Regions from separate parts of the Mus musculus genome. Here region 1 is linked to region 2. The links are chromatin loops, found by intact Hi-C in ENCODE. Cell type or tissue: heart. All regions are shown on one strand.

What was found. Hi-C counts contacts between places; a loop is a spot of excess contacts. Peaks named below come from ENCODE experiments on the same cell type or tissue, not always from the same donor. Only the 100,000 strongest peaks of a DNase experiment are listed, where the experiment ranks them.
Region 1: it touches region 2 in a loop (2.1-fold over the local background); 4 of 42 quality-filtered maps call a loop at or near these places.

The regions. Positions count from the first base shown.
Region 1 is chr11:114,461,677-114,464,176 of GRCm38, forward strand. No RefSeq gene overlaps it. Among named protein-coding and RNA genes, the nearest start is that of 4932435O22Rik, 14 kb to the left of the region's middle. In heart, a CTCF peak has its summit at 1,538 (motif pointing left); a DNase peak (open chromatin) is centred at 1,575; H3K27me3 peaks cover 371 bases.
Region 2 is chr11:114,197,409-114,199,908 of GRCm38, forward strand. It overlaps 1700092K14Rik (RIKEN cDNA 1700092K14 gene), which reads left to right and starts at 850. Exons shown (of 3, transcript NR_045930.1): 1 at 850-915; 2 at 1,318-1,469; 3 at 1,615-1,791. In heart, a CTCF peak has its summit at 1,172; a DNase peak (open chromatin) is centred at 1,093; H3K4me3 peaks cover 752 bases; H3K27ac peaks cover 2,174 bases.

The DNA of each region.
Region 1 (2,500 bases), 260 kb after region 2:
TTGGGCTTCTAATGCCCTTAAACCAACAGGCTAAAAAAGGAATAACAGTGTTAGGAGGGGTGATAGATCCAGATTACCATGGGGAAATTGGATTACCTCTTCACAATGGTGGTAAGCAAGATTATGTCTGGAGTGCAGGAGATCCCTTAGGGCGTCTCTTAGTACTACCATGTCCTGTGATTAAAGTCAATGGGAAACTACAACAGCCTAATCCAAGCAGGATGACAAAGGACGCAGACCCATCAGGAATGAAGGTATGGGTCAATCCTCCAGGAAAAGAGCCAAGACCTGCTGAGGTGCTGGCTGAAGGTGAAGGAAATACAGAATGGGTAGTAGAGGAAGGTAGTTATAAATACCAATTAAGGCCACGTAACCAGTTGCAGAAACGAGGATTATAAAGTAATATGAATGCCCATTGTAAATTTACTAATGCGTTTGCGATTACGAGGGATAGTTATATCATGTTAGGCGTATTTACAACCTTGTTATTGTTTCATGTGAACATGAGATATTATTTGTGTCAAGTTGACAAGGGGTGGATTGTAGTGGCTATTCCTGGTTGTCAACTTGACAATATTTGGAATGAACTACAATCCAGAATTGGAAGGCTCACCAGTGACCCTTATCTGGAGGCTTGGAGATCCTTATCTGGATCTTGGTTTGAAGATCTTGAGCCATAGTGGCTATGGATTCCAGAAGATTGAATCTCCGAGTTTAAGGAACACACCTTTAATCTGGGCTACGCCTTTCATCTGGGATTAAAGGTGTGGTGGAACACACCTTTAATCTGGGCTCCACCTTCTGCTGGAGACAATATAAGGACATTGGAAGAAGGGAGTCTAGCTCTAGCTCTTGCTCTTGCTCCTTCGCCTGCTTGCCGTGTGAGACTGAGTAACTGCTAGATCCTTGGATTTCCATTCACAGCTGCGACTGAACAATTGTAAGGAATTGGGCTGCCGACTGTAAGTTATCAATAAATTCCTTTACTAACTAGAGACTATCCGTAAGTTCTGTGACTCTAGAGAACCCTGACTAATACACACGTAGACACACACACAGACACACACAGACACATGCACTTACACACACACTTACACATTTATACACACACAACACACACACCATGGCCTATGCATCAATAGGTTCCTGCCCTCTTTGAGATCCTCTCCTGACTTCCCTCAGCAACAGAGTGTGGCCTGACAGCTCTAAGCTGAGATAAGCCTTCTCCATCCCCAACTTGCTTTTGGTCAGTGTTTTATCACAACAGTAGAAACTCTAAGCCACAGCCTTACCCAGAAAGGTCCCCCATCTGGGACACCCCTTCCTCTCCAGGAATCTGCATCTGACTCAGATCTTCCAAGCTTTCAGCTTCATTTCCTCCTGCTCTGGTCCCCGAAGCACGCCTAGAGCCCCTGCATGCCAAAAGGCTCTGTTGCAGCCAGTCCTGCTTATCTGGCCTGCTTCCTGTGTCCAACTCAAAGCGTCTTTAAAGCCAGTGTCAGTGCTGTGGACTAGCTATCCTCAAGGCGCCACCTCCAGGTAGGCATTAGCACCTGCAAGCATGCGCTCCCTGCAAGGTCCCATCCCATCCCACACCTACCAAGTCAGAGATTGTCCTCCGAGCAACACAGCTGTGGTCTTCATCAAATGAGCTGCTCCTGCTTGCAAGAGTCAATCATGGTTGGGCCTGTAGTGTGTTGACTACATAGGAAAAGGGGGTGAAGAGAATCACTGGCCCTTAACCTAAGAAAGTCCAGAGGCTCCTCCCAGCCATTTGCACGCAATTCTGCCTTAAATGCTCGGAGATTTGAGATCCAGAAAGGTGGAAGGCACCAAAATATGTAGGCTATATATGTTAACTGAAAGGGGGTTTATCTATGTAGGCATGGGGGGGGGGCGATTATCCAGGCTAGATGCAGACCTTCCAGTGTGGCTACTTTGGAATCCCCAGTGGTCTTACCCATAATCCCTCACTCACGTTTATTTATTAAGTAAACTTAAAAAAACTCGTTGGTTTCCTAGGACAAACTGTGGTGGAACAGTTCCTGGGTTTGTCACTAGGACCTTGCGAGGAGGGTTAGATTCTGTTTACGTCTCACCAGGAAAGAGAGCCTCACGTCAGAAGCCCTGCGGGAAAGACTGACAGACAGTCTGGGGTCTCACAATCCCTCTGGGTGATGATGTCCAGAGCTGTAGTTCCAAGATCTCTACTCTCAACTGTTGACCCCAGATACTCACAATGTGCCCTCCGTTCCTCGACCTCACCCGGGAAGGGTAGAGATGCACAGAACCTCCGGCAACAATCTTACTCTTCATTCCCACAGACATCAGTACAGACCGGACGCTCTGAGAAGGACTGTCCGGGGGAGAGCATGCTGACTGTCTGTGAGACAGGAAGGGCTGGAAAGCGTTGGCACCTCTTACCTTGAGGATGACACCCCAGCTATGTGACAGAGGCTCTCAGCGGTTGCCACCAGCTGCAGGTTCAGAGAGGTCTGCG
Region 2 (2,500 bases):
CCAATGGGCCTCCAGAAGGGTTCTACTTAACTCCATCTCCCCAGTGTTGGGATTAAGAGAACATGACACTGAGCTGGGTTCTTTGTAGTTTTGTAGGTTCTGGGCATTGAACTAAAGTTCTCCTGCTTACATGGCAAGCCTTCACTGCCTGAGCCATCTCTCCAGCCTGCCTCAGTTTCTTCCTATAGAAAATAAGAACAATCCCGGACTTCCTTGAGATTGTCTGAGGAGGAAGGTCACTTCCTTCTGTCCAGAGGGTGAGGGCAGGTGGGGCTTGAGCACCTCAGAGCTGCTCCCACCAGTTCCCACCGTGCCCCCCTCCCCTGGTTCTTCCAGCGTCTGCTCACACCTGCAGTTCCAGCATTCTCGAGGTGGAAGGGTCAGAAGTTCCAGGTTATCCTTGGCTACATAGCAAGAAATGTGTCAAGGAGACTGAGATGGCTCCCTGGCTCCAGACATGAACACCACAGAGAAGACCGCAGTCACAGAGCAGAAAACATACAAAACTAGGCGCTTGTGGAAATGTGGTTCATATGACGGGCCTGTCCAGTGTATCGACACTTCAAGCTCTGTGAGCCCACGGAAGACTTAGGCAGTCCTGGGATAGCTTTCTTTACTGTCTTCAGTTTAAAGATGAGAAAACAGAGGCACAGAGAGGTGAGGTATTTTGTCTGATGTCACACAGCTGGAGAAGCTTGTGTAGAGCATCATCAAGATGCCAACCTTTCTCTGCCACCCTTGAAACTTAAAAGTCTGTTGTTACCTGGAAACAATATCCAAGGAGATGGCAAAGTTGGGAGGCGGCTCAGTAACTGACAATGGGGAGACAAGATGCTGTCTGGCACCATCACAGTTAGTTGGTCCAGATGGTGGAAAGCCTGTATCCAATACCTGGAGTGGTGGGAACAGGAAGAGGTGAGGACAGACAGGTGAAATTTCTCAGTAATGGTTCTGTGAAGGGGGAAGAAGGGGTGTCTCGCTCCACCCAAAGGGAGGGCTCAGGGAAGGGAAGCCTATGACTTCATCACTGGGCCCACGCCAATGACATCACCAGAAGGGCAAGGAGCCAGGCTCAGCAAGTTATTTATGGAAACGGCTGGCGGCCAGGCACAGCTCCTGAGCTGTTTCAGATGTGGTTGGATAAAGCTTCCAGCTGGCCCAGTGGGGCCTCCAAGGCCTGCAGGCAGGCGGAGGAGGAAGGCTGGAGGAATCCAGCAGCTGGGGGCAGGGCTCCAGCAGAGATCATCAGAGTTCCAGGCTTCTTCCTTCTTGGGATCTGCTCATCTCTACCCATGCTCATCAAGGGCTTCCCTGCAGATCGGGCTGGCTGAACTCAGAGAGGACAGCATGTGTGTCTGCCTTCGTGTGCACCGAGGGCATGTCTGTGCACAAGACTGTAGTATGGGCTTGCCGGTCCATAGGGACACACACTCTGCTCCCTTCCACACTGGTACCTTGAGTGGTCCTGAGTGAGTATACAGATCTGTGCCTCCTTGCACGTGTATGTGCATGCGTGCATGGGGGTTGGGAGGCAGAGTGCCCAGGGAGAGCGGGGAGGAGAAGAGCCGCCCGGGAGCGAGATCACAGCAGGAAGCTGGGGAAATATCATTTCAGCCCAAGATCCAGAGGCACTTACAGAAGCTTCAGCAAAACCAGACAAAACTTCCTTTCAATCCATTTATCAAAACTGCCCGCAGCTCCGCTTCGGAGCAGGTACAACAAGAATAAAATATTGAGCACAACCAGCAACCGCGAGACTGGAGGAGGCCAATAAATAAGAAGTTACTGAGGAGCTCGCCCTGACCCTGACGGTTTGCTTTGCCGGTCCCTCCACCTATCTCGTCCTGTGATCTTATGGGTGATGGCAGGAGGGAGGATGGCAGGGGCCCCACTGGGGTGTTTTTGATGAGCTGGGGATATGAGAGTAACTCAGCCCTATGAAGACAAGCTTCAGTGAGGCAGCTGCAGGAGCTCTTCTCACATTTCTTGGGCTGGCTAACTGCCTTCCTTCTCATAATCCCCTGAGGATGGGCTGGAGAGCTGGCTCAGTGGGTAAAGATGCTTGCAGACAAGACTTACTCCCTGAGTTCGATCCCCTGGAGCCACATAGGAGAACTGACTCCTGCCTGTTGTCCTCTGACCTCCACATGCAGATGCTGGTATGCACACTGACACACACAAATATGTGTAGTAAAGCTTTTCAAAATTCTCCAAAAGGAAACTGAATCCATGCAATCTTGAGTGGCCTGGTTGTTCAAGAGAGCATTGAAGTGAGAATAGGGTCAGGAAGCAACCAAGGGGCTTGAACTCAGTCCCCAAGCTAAGACCCTCCATTCCCATGCCCTGTTATGTGCACCTTTTAGATGGTAAGTGGAGGGATGGACATGCATCCGGGTGAGAGTCCCTCTCCCAGACCACCTGTCCTCCATTCTAGATAGAGAAGCCAACCATCTTATAAATGTTCCTGCATGGGGCCTGTGTAACAGAATGTCTTGATTTC